Regions from separate parts of the Homo sapiens genome. Here region 1 is linked to region 2. Evidence: chromatin contacts called from ENCODE Hi-C or POLR2A ChIA-PET data. All regions are on one chromosome and are shown on one strand. The core of a region is the stretch at or near the end of the contact, and the rest is flanking DNA. Distances in the headings are between cores, read along the strand shown.

Evidence for each region. A loop is a pair of places that touch in the nucleus more often than their neighbours do. ChIA-PET counts read pairs that join two places held with the same protein, here RNA polymerase II (POLR2A). Pooled maps may share reads with other maps.
Region 1: a pooled map shows a loop between it and region 2 (3-fold over the local background). The contact joins the enhancer-like site here to the promoter of PCGF5 in region 2. A Hi-C loop is called at or near these places in 3 of 50 pooled maps. POLR2A ChIA-PET finds 5 or more read pairs at or near these places in 4 of 52 experiments (GM12878, K562 and activated T-cell).

Annotation. Positions count from the first base shown.
Region 1 is chr10:91,294,690-91,300,141 of GRCh38, forward strand. No RefSeq gene overlaps it. Among named protein-coding and RNA genes, the nearest start is that of PCGF5, 77 kb to the left of the region's middle. Within about 2 kb of position 4,087, at least 4 of the 41 ENCODE cell types and tissues checked have a DNase peak (open chromatin) inside an H3K27ac peak, as active enhancers do.
Region 2 is chr10:91,217,632-91,223,252 of GRCh38, forward strand. It overlaps PCGF5 (polycomb group ring finger 5), which reads left to right and starts at 3,032. Exons shown (of 10, transcript NM_032373.5): 1 at 3,032-3,205; 2 at 5,058-5,352. The coding sequence starts at 5,241. RefSeq lists an enhancer at 2,572-2,641 and silencers at 2,832-3,141, 3,212-3,671, 3,361-3,655.

The DNA.
Region 1 (5,452 bases), core at 2,837-5,336, 78 kb after region 2:
CAAGGAGGAAAAAGGCAAGTTGCCATGTAATATGTACATTGTGATCCCTCCCCCACAATCAACGTACATGTTTGCATACACGTGGTAGAAATTACACATTAAATTGCAACAATGGTTACCTTTCAGGAAGGACTTGGAGGGAGCTTGGGAAGGTCACTGTTACTTCTTGCTTTATACTCCTCTGTATTATCCAAATTTATGACAAAAATATGTTATATTTCTAGCTTAAAATCTTCAGTAATGTAAGTGATTAATTTGCTTGTTTATGATCTTTCTCTCCTCTCTAGGATGTAAACTCCATATAAGCAGAGACTTTGTCCACCTTTTCTCACCATCATCTCCACTGTACTTACAACATTGCCTGGAATACAGGAAGTGCTCAATGCATATTTTTTGAGTGACAGATCAATTTTTTAAAAAGAAAATTCCATTTTGACAAAACCTATCTTTCATATCCCCCTCCCCAACCCCTCCAAGTTTTTATTGGTGAAGTGACTGGGTGCTGAGGAATCTGAAATTCTCTGCCTCCATATGGTGGGCCTTGAATTAAGGTTGACCTCTTCCCTGTATCATTGGTTCCCATTATAAATGGGTTGAAAACCCATAAGGCCTCCTACATACAAATGTGAAAAAGACTCAAAGTTCTTAAGTGATAGAGTTTCAAGTAACAAAGAATGGGTTGTTTTAAAAGAGAAATCTTGATAATGGTTTAAAGTTAATCCCTTCAAAAGTAAGAGCTAAAAAAGAACATATTAAGTTAGAGACAAGGAACAAAAGCATGTGCTGTCTATCCAGTCGTTGAAAGGTCACAACTGTTTAACCACCAGATAATTCGACCTATTTAGAAGAGTCCAACAAAACCTCAAGAATATAATAGATTATAGCTTAGGAAAAGATCTGCAAAAATATGCACTAAATTGTATTCTGTGGTTACTGTTTCTCTTTAACTTTCCCTTTGCTTTACTGCAGAACCAACATACAGCCGCTCAGGAATGCACATAATCTCAAAGACCCGTGGGCTGTCTTGCCTTTTCTTCGCGAGTGGAATTCTAGAGTTTGGGGACTATGATGCACAGAGAGAAACTGGTCAGGTCCAAAGATCTCAGAACTTAGGGGTTTCATGTTGTGGACAAACAAGGAAGAGAAAAGAGGGAATATGTCAGTCATATCGCCTGGACCAGATGGTTCTGGGTTTGGGAATCCTCATTTCTTGCATCTTACAGTTACTTAATCTATTACTTCTGTGCTTTTGGTTTTCTCTTTACTGTATCAACAGGCTACTGCAGGGGTCATAGCCTGGACATGGCCAACCAGAAAGATACTCAAGGAATGCTCAACAAAAGATAGCAGGTACACTTGATCCCTGCATAGAGCCACAGAAAAATATCATTTGTGAATTTAACTGCTAGAGGCTAATGGAAATAAAATGCAAACAGCCTAAAGAATTTCCAGCTTAATCAATATTCTTTTTTATCTGTAATCTTTATTTGTAAAAGAGAAACCTACTGTTTTTCCCTTAAGTTGTGATGCCAGCATAATGTGATCTCATGCAATGTGGGTGAAAGTTAAATGATTTTTTAAAATAAATGTATAAGAGTAAGTTTAATAAGTAGAAAATTTTGGGATTGAATTTTATTTTCAAGGTAATATTTACAGAAAAATAAAATGAAGCATGTGGTTTGAGGTGAGAAGAAAGTTGGTTTGAGGTGAGGAGAAAGTAACGAGACCCTTTCACTTTTAGCTTCATTCTGTTCCATATCATCAAATTTGTTCCCCGTATCAGGAAGCAACAAACATAAAGAGATAAAAAGTGATCTCAGAAAGGGCAAAATCTATGGTGTACTCCAAATGCTGTATAAGTCCCTTGGGTTTCTTTCTCAGGAAGTCAATTCCCTGTCCCATGACTGCCAGCTAGGGCTTGTGGCTTCTCGCCAATGTTCCCCCATAAAAAAAAAAAAAAAAAAAAAATCAGCTCAAGGTGTGACTGCAGCTCAAGTCTGATCTCTCCTGGTCAACTGGGAAATTTACAGGGGATACTTGCCCTTTACCAGGGAACAAAATTCTAAGCCACAGGAAACAAACTGGAGGAGGATTAATTGTAGGCTGAAAGACTATTGGGATGACAGTGGAGGGAGACGCTTATAAAATGTTAAGCAATGTGTTATTTTTATGAGGTAAGAGACCATATACAAAACAAATCTAATATGTGTGGTTTAGAGCACAGGCTTTGTGGTCAGGGACCTGAATGCAAATATTTCTCTGCCATTTACTTTGGGCAAGTCACCTGCCTCTCTAAGGCTCAGTTTCCTCATCCATCATTTGTGTATGATAAAAAGACAGTGCGGTTCTCAGTAGTCAAGTGCTCAATAAAAAGTAGCCATTCACAGAAGACAAATTTTACATATTCTCACTCATTTGTGGGAACTAAAAATTAAAACAATTGAATTCATGGAGATAGAGAACACAATGATGATTACCATGGGCTGGGAGGGGCAGTAGGAAGTGGAAGACATTGGGGATGGTTAATGGGTACAAAAATATAGTTAGATAGAATAAATAAGAATGTGATAGCACAACAGGGTGACTACAGTCAACAGTAATTTATTGTACATTTAAAAATAACTAAAAGTATAATTGGAATGTTTGTGACACAAAGAAATGATAAATGCTTGAGGTGATAGATACTCCATTTACCCTGATGTGATTATAATGCATTGTATGCCTGTATCAAAACATCTCATATACCCCATAAATACACACTCCGACTATGTACTCATAAAAATAAAAAATAAAATTTAAAAGCAGCTATTACTTTTTAGCTTTTATGAGATGCATAAGCTTTTTAACTAGAGTAATAAGAAATTACGCAAACATGCATAAGTGGAAATTATTAATGTTTCTTTGACAAAAATGTGAGATTGCTTTTATTTAAGGGACATTGTTAGTATGAATGCTTCAAAAACGGAATCAATAGTCATCCTACATTAAATCCAAATCGGTGTACTCTATACATCTGCCTACGTGTCTGCGTAAGCATGGGTGCTCCCCAAATTCCTGTAATTTATAAGAGCTATTTAATACTTACTTTCATTTTTCCTTCCCCACTCAGTTCTTTCATTTCTCCCGAATGAATCAAGGAGAAATCTCCCAGGAAGGCGAAACCTCTGGACCACCAAGTCCTTGAAGTAGGGCGACCCACTGCCACAGTTTTAATGGGAGTGTCCCGGTTTTAGCACTTAATAATCTCATGACCCGGGAGCTCCACTAGTCTTCTGCAAACTGCGATGGTGGTTTCCTCTACCTGGGAGCCTGGCAGCCCCACCAGGCCCTACAGGATTACATCTGTTGACTGCACTCAGTTTTACTTCATTGCAGGTGGTGTTTCTTTCCCTTGGTAGAGTTCTTTCACTAACACCCCTGTGAGTCTTGTCAGATGTGATTAAACTCTGGGCAACACAAATGGAATGAAAAGAGGGAGGTGGAATTGTTTTTTTTTTTTTTTTTTAACGTGAGATAACTGACAGGTAAGACTTGAGATGAACCGGGGGGTTAAAGAAGGGTATGCGTGCCTCTGGGTGCTTTGCTATCTATGTGCTCACACATAAGAAGGAGTATGTGTAATGTACTGAGGAAGAGACCTTGGGAAGCCCGACCTGGGCAGGAGCCCCTGGAAAGTGGGGGAGGGGAAGGCAGCCGTGGCTGCAAAATTGAGGCACACAGTTTCCCATCACGGCCTCCAGAGGGCGCCATCAGCCCGCAGTGGTTCTTTGCCTTTTGAGGGCGGGCAGAAGGAAGAGGATCCACCTGGAGGATGGGTAACGAGAGCTGCAACCCACTTCCTTCAGGGCTGGGGCATGCAAGAACGAGGAGTGGACCGCTCGCAGTGCTTGAATGTCCTCCTTGTTAACCCCAGCTGGGATAAGCACCTCCGCCTCATAAGATCAAAGCTCTTTCATTCCTGCTTTAACTTTGCCAGTTCCCTTTACTTCGGAAAGAATGAGAAACCTCATCCTAGCAATCCCAGGGATCTGTGCCCTCCAGAGGAAGATCTCTGCAAAGCTGTTTACAGCGGGTTGTTTGGAGGCCAGCTTCTCTGGCACGGCGCGGTGTCCCCGTGGAGCGTTTCCAGGGCGCGGAGGCCCTGGGTCACCAACTCGAATGAATAGTGAGTGAGCTGATTGCCGCTCCACGCTGATGGATGTATATTTGTTACATTTGAAGTGTTCTGAGAAAAGAACTGCTTCTGAAAAGAAGAGCTTTGTGTGAGCACAGTGAACATGAAGGGCGAGATTCCAAAACCTTTAGGAGGGTTTTCTTTCTATGCAAGAATGAGCCACAGAAAGCTGTTCCCAGCATCCTCTGCTAATCTAGGAACACCTATGGAAAAGCGTTGTCCCGGTCTCAATCCCAGGGATGGGAATCAGGAAGCACAGAAGCTGCCATCAGAGCCCAGGGCTGGCTCTGTCATTGCCCCTTGGGTGACCTGCCGGCAAACCGCTAGAGAGCCGAGCCTCAGTTTTCTCATCTGTAAAATGAGAGCCCGGTTGTAGGGTACCCAAGTTCCCTCCCAGGTCTGGCACTTCCTGAGGGTCCTATTGTTCACCATAGAGCTAATAATGCTAGTTCTCAATTGTTTTGTTCTTGGGACCCCTTCACAAATCTTAAAAGTACTGAGCCTCCCCCCACCCCATGGATCTGTGGGGGCTTCTTTTGCTATTTGGCAGTCAGTACTAATCAAACTAACTGACATAGAAGAATTTTAGCTTATACTTCATGTGTCTAAGGCTCTCTCCAAGGGCCTTCTCTCTGCCCTATCATGTTTACATTTGTCTTGGTTGATGTAAGGCACTGATTATGGCCTCTGGATGCACATTGGAATCACCTGTAGAGCTGAGACATAACCTCAGACCAATTCCCAGAGATTCTCATCTAGTTGGTCTCTGCTAGGGTAGTGGGGAGGGGGCTACCAGGTGATTTTTAATGTGTAGCCAGGCTTGAGAAGGGCCACTCTGATAGCTCTGTGGTTCTCAAAGTCAGCCGGCAGCATCAGTATTACCTGGGAACTTGTTAGAAATGCAAATTCTCAGGCCTGCCAAGGACCTACTAGGGCAGAGCCCAGGAATCTGTTTTAACAAGCCTTCCAGGTGATTTGAATACATGCTACAGTTTGAGACCCAGTGTTCTCAATTGCCACACCTCCACAGCTTCCACTCCCACCTTCACCATCACCTCCATCAACTAAGTAAGCCCATGAAAATGTTTCAGGTTCCCATCTTCCAAGGTGCAGCTGTCTGTGTTTGCAGTGGTGACAGGGGCTTGGGTGACTGTGGCATCATTTGCATGTGAGAAGCTGCTGGGCTCTTCAGCAAGAATGAACCAAAGGTCACTAAATGCCACACACATATTCCATTCAGCAAATATTTATTGCATAAATATTTATTGAGGTACCAGC
Region 2 (5,621 bases), core at 1,782-4,281:
TGCAGCAGTTATCACTTTGGGATTATGCTTCTTTGATAGGGAATCACCAGTGGCCACTTCACTCCTAAGTGCCATCTAGACAGTTATTTCCCTCCCTCTCCTCATCCATTCTTCCCTTTCTTTCTTCCTTGTTTAACAACAACAAAAAAAGTTAATCTGTGTGTTTTTTCTTTAGACATAGTCTCGCTCTTGTGCCCCAGACTAGAGTGCAATGGCGCGATCTTGGCTCACTGCAACCTCCACCTCCCAAGTTCAAGTGATTCTCCTGCCTCAGCCTCCCTAGTAGCTGGGATTACAGGCACCTGCCACCAAGCCTGGCTAATTTTGGTATTTTTAGTAGAGACAGGATTTCACCATGTTGGCCAGGCTGGTCTTGAACTCCTGACCTCAGTTGATCTGCCCGCCTTGGCCTCCCAAAGTGCTGGGATTACAGGCGTGAGCCACCGTGCGCAGCCCTAATCTGTTTCTTACCAGACCTCCCTTAAGTTCTGGGACTTGAGAAGTACTCTCAAGAGGTATTAAAGAAAACTGAAGCTGACACCTTTGTTTTTGTCTTGGCTCTACCAGAATCAGCTCTGTAATTATGAATTCACCACGTCTCAGGATCTTAGTTTCTACATCTATAAAATGAGAAAGCTGAAGTACATTATTGATAAGGGGACTCCCAGCTATGATTCCTTTATCCTGCCTTTTTTTTTCCCCTGGTCCTATATCCAGTTGCTTCCAGGCCTTTGTTTACTTGAGGGTCCCACTGGTACTTGAGATTTGTTATCAGAGCTACCCCCTCATGTTGTAGCTTCCGTCATTTGTCCTCTGCCCCCACTGGCAGTACCAAGGGACTAGACTAGGATAAGTAACTGGTAAGGAGCCCCAGGGGAGAAGGAGAGGCAGCACAGCAGCTGAAAGTCCCATGTTTTAATACTTACAATCTGCATACACATCACACAGGAAAGTTGCCATTTCACAACACTCCCTCTTACCATTACTTTTGTTATTATTCTTATTTTATTATTATTATTGAGACAGAGCCTTGCTCTGTCTCCCAGGCTAGAATGCAGTGGTGCGATCTCGGCTCACTGCAACTTCCACCTCCTAGGTTCAAGCGATTCTCCTGCCTCTGCCTCCTGAGTAGCTGGGACTACAGGCGCATGTCACCATGCCCGGCTGATTTTTGTTTTAGTAGAGATGGGGTTTCGCCATATTGGCCAGGCTGGTCTCAAACTCCTGACCTCATGATCCGCCCACCTCGGCCTCCAGAAGTGCTAGGATTACAGGCATGAGCCACCGTGCCAGGCCTATTATTATTTTTTTAACCAGACAAATGTTTGAGTTTTTAAACTTGTTTTTATTTTGTGTATGTGTGCATTTTTTTAAATTGGGGTGGGAGAGATGGAATGGTTGCTGAAGAAGGCAGAGGCGAAACCACAGAACACTTAACTGCAAACTATTGCTGCCTCTCCAGACACAAAGCACAGATTGCCTTATAAAAGTTGTAGTTCTCCCTCATCCCAAGTCCATTCTGGCAACCCCACCTCCACATTCATCCTCAGGTACTGCTGTATCACATGTTTGTGACCCCTTCCTTCATTGCTAACATATGTCATCCTAAAACCCGCCTTCAAGCTCGTTTCCTTCAGGAATACTGATTAACCGCACTTGTGATAGGTCACCAATCACATTTAAGCCCCCTGGACTCCACTGTTATTCTTTTAAAACATATTTAAAATAGTTTCAGACACAAAATAGGAACATACCAAGTCTTTTTTATATATTGTGGTATATATACAGTAATATCCTCCAATGCATATTTTAAACACACTAGAAGTAGTGTGATTTTTCACATACTGTTCTGTTTAGTCTCTGAAATGAAAGATATGAAGCATAAAGAGTAATCCTACTGCCATGAAGTCATTTGACCTCACTTGTTTTCTCTTACTCATTGTGATTGCTGCGACTTATGAAGTTGATCCCAGCTTGGACATTGGCATGTATGATTTTGGAAAATGGTTCTTTAAAGGACTATACGAATGTGGTCATTTAAAGCTGTTTCAGAAAATGTATTGCTCCTGCTGTGATATTAGAAATGGCAATTTTTAAACATGTCAAAGTTTGATTATAAAATGGATAGTTTAAAAAGCTGCCTTGGTCTACTGCTTGATGCATTTTAAATTTGAAATGGATCTTTGAACACTTGTATGGCTGCTGGACTAGCGGTTGTTAAGTTTGTTGGTTTGCCACTTAGAGTCATCTATCACTTTAGTAAGAAGTTAACGCCTATCAGTTGGAGAAAAAGCAAATATTTTGCATTGACAGTCTCCCCTACCCTCTATTATTGTCATTTTCTTAAGCCATCACTGCTCTGGCTTCTAGAATACACATTTTTGAATGAAGGTTTTTGCAGTGAATGGTCTCTTGTAGATCTCAAAGTCCACTAGAAAGAGTACTGGGTTTTTGTTTGTTTTGAACGTTGCAAACAGTAATGCTTCTTTACCACTCACCCTCCCCCCACCCTCAACCTCCACAACGTTCCCGTTTGCTTATAGTTGTCAACGACCATGATCTCTGGACCCACACTACAGTAACAAGTTTGTCAGTCATTTTCAGATAAGGTGCAAATCAAGGGATGGCTTTGTCCCCACTTCGGCGCAGGTGGGACAGACTTGGGGAAGACGCAGCTGAAGAGACAAATTCTCAGGGTGCGTCAGTCTCATCACTGACCGTTGCTTTTAAACCCTCCAGGGAAAATATGCCAGTCATTGTTATGATGTAAACAACCGAAGGGGTGGACGGTGAGGATAAGAAGAACCGAGATAATATTTGGCCAGAGCTACGTGTAGCACAGGGAGCCAGGGCGGCAGCTGCACCTGCGAGCAGCGCAGGCGGCAGGCGCGGCCTCCGGGCGTGGTGGTGGGCGTGGCCGGGCGGCGGGGGCGTGGCCGGGCGGCGGGGCGGGCGGTGCCGCCGGTTGGAAGTGGGTGGAGTTGCCCTTGGAGGCGGCACCGGACCTGGGCCCCGAGGCCCGCCGCGCCCTGTCGGGCCTGAGCCGAGTGGCCCCACAGAGCCGGCGCGCTCCCGCCTGCAGGGGGAGAGCAGACGGGGCGCGGGGACCGGCCAGGCCGCGGCGGGTGCTGTTTCTGTTTCACTTTCCTTCACTCTGAGGCCGGCGCGCTGGCGGGCGAGGAGCGGCGGCGGTGGCGGCCGCTGGGTAGGTACCGGGCGGGCTGGGGAGCTGCAGGGACGCCAGACTCCTCACCCAAGTTTGCGCCTCAGGCGAGAGCGACACCTCCAGACACCTGCCCTGGCCGGCCCAGCCTGGAGCCGGGAGGGCCCTTCGGGTGCAGGGGGCTACCGACCCGGGCGGGGGCTTCGGAGCTGTGCCTACCTCGGCGGGGAGAGCGGCCGGCTGCGGACGCCGGCCCCGGGAAAGGCTGCTCGCTCTCCCCGGCCTGAGCAGCGCGCCCGCGGGGCCTGGGCCCGCGCACCTGCCGGGCGGGCGCGGCTGTGCTGGGACCCCACAGGGCTGTACCGCTGGGTCCTGCCGGAGAACGCAGAAAAGTTCCCCCTTGCCCCCGCCCCGTCATTGCAAGTTCTTGCTTCCCTTAACTGTCTTGGTCACAGGGCTCTGTGCCTTAGGATCTTAGTACCACCCCAGGTCGGGACCGTGCATTTCCTCTTCCAGAGGACTTTCTCTTACTTTGGAGTTTCATGGCAAACCTGTGGGAAAGGCAAGGCAGTTAATCCCAACTTATAGAGGAGGAAGCCGAGACCCAGGCTCAGATATGAAACGGTTTGCTGAAGGTCATACAGGGGTAAGGGCCAGAACCCTGATTCCCTGTCTTTTAATTATGCTTGCTTTCTGTTACACGCACGAATACGGTTTCCCAAGAGGATAGGATGATTACACGTAGAGCCTATTCCCTGCACATTCGCAGTGGGTATGTGTTGATGGAATGCCTTTTACCTTTCCGGTTGCTTTATATTTACCAATGAGTTAACAGCTAAGATGGGGGAAAGTTCCTGTTTATAGAATGCACTTAGGAAAATCAACACCTTTCATGTTGTGTTTTCTGAGAGGATACATATTTTACAGTTAAAAAAAAAAAAAAACCTGAGACAGGAAAGTAGCATTATCCAGGTTATATATCTACTAAATATGACCAGTTTCTATTGAAGAGTTTTTGGTCTAACAAAGAAGGTAAAGAATGAACGTAACTATAAATCAAAATAAAAGGCAAATGTAATAGGAAAGAAGTAAGCATTAAAAACTAGGGAAAGATTGCACTGAGAATAGCATTGGAGAAGGGCTTGAAGGATAGGTGGCATGCAGACAGAGGAGAGAAAGGGCGTGTTGGATAGAGTGCTTAGAACCTGCAGAGGAGACGGTGGGAGAGGAGTGATCCCTTCAGGTTGAAGAAAGTTGTTGAAGGGTATATTAAGGTTAACCTGTAGAAGGTCTTATGTGACAGAATGGGAAACATTTTTCTGTTTGTAAAGAGAAGACACTGACATTCGTTGATAAGAAGACCCAACCAAGTGTCACAAAATAAAATGTGCCTCGTAGCAGAATATAAGATGGACTGCAGGTGGAGAGGTGATATACAAGTAGAGCAGCCGGGCATGGAATAGCAGAGGATATCAACTTGGTTTGACTCGTAACTGGATGAAGGGTTAAAAATGGAAATGGGGAACATTTTGATAGGGAGGATAATTACTTAAGTTTTTAATCTTTTAACTTGTATTGGCAGGGACTCCTAATAGAGCAGTCAAGCAGATAGTTAAAATGCATTAGTGAAGAGGTAAAGATATCAAACTGTAGTTAATAGCTTTGGGTGTCATTAGTATAGAGGTGGTAGTTGAGGTTCCAGGACTGGATGAATTTGTCATTATTCTGAATTATAGCAGATTTGCAAGTTAATGATACAATGAAGGATATGTTCTATTCACCTATTCACCCAATTGGGAACATGTAACACTTGCTGTTAATAGAATGACATTAATACATTATGAGGAATTTGACGCTTTTTTCTCTCATCTTTTTGAAATGATTTTGGAAACAGACATGGGAAAGCGGAACCACCAAAAGGAGTGATGATCAACGATCTCATGATAAATCTGGATGCTAGTTCTCATGCCTCAGGACATCCTACTGGGAACGACACACCAGCTCCTGGGATCAGACTTTCATCTACTTAGGACCCCTCTTTGCCCAGACTACTAAAGCCAGTCTTCACTAGCCACGAATGGCTACCCAAAGGAAACACTTGGTGAAAGATTTTAATCCTTACATTACCTGCTATATCTGTAAAGGGTATCTGATCAAGCCAACAACAGTGACGGAATGCCTCCATACATGTAAGTATTCTTTTAGGTTATTATACCTATCAAAGTTTATATGTACATTTTGTTCTTTTAAAATTGCCATGTTTTGTTTTTATCTATGTTGTAACTTTTAAGAAATGAGTATTCTAATAATTATTTTAACTTTGAATTTTCAGAATATTTGTCATTGGGTTGCCAGTGGCATGAAATTTTGCTTTTATTTGAATCTCAGTAGTTGACTCTTATCACATTGTAAAATATTCTAAAAATCATAAGCATATTATCAGTTATGGTTTTTTTAA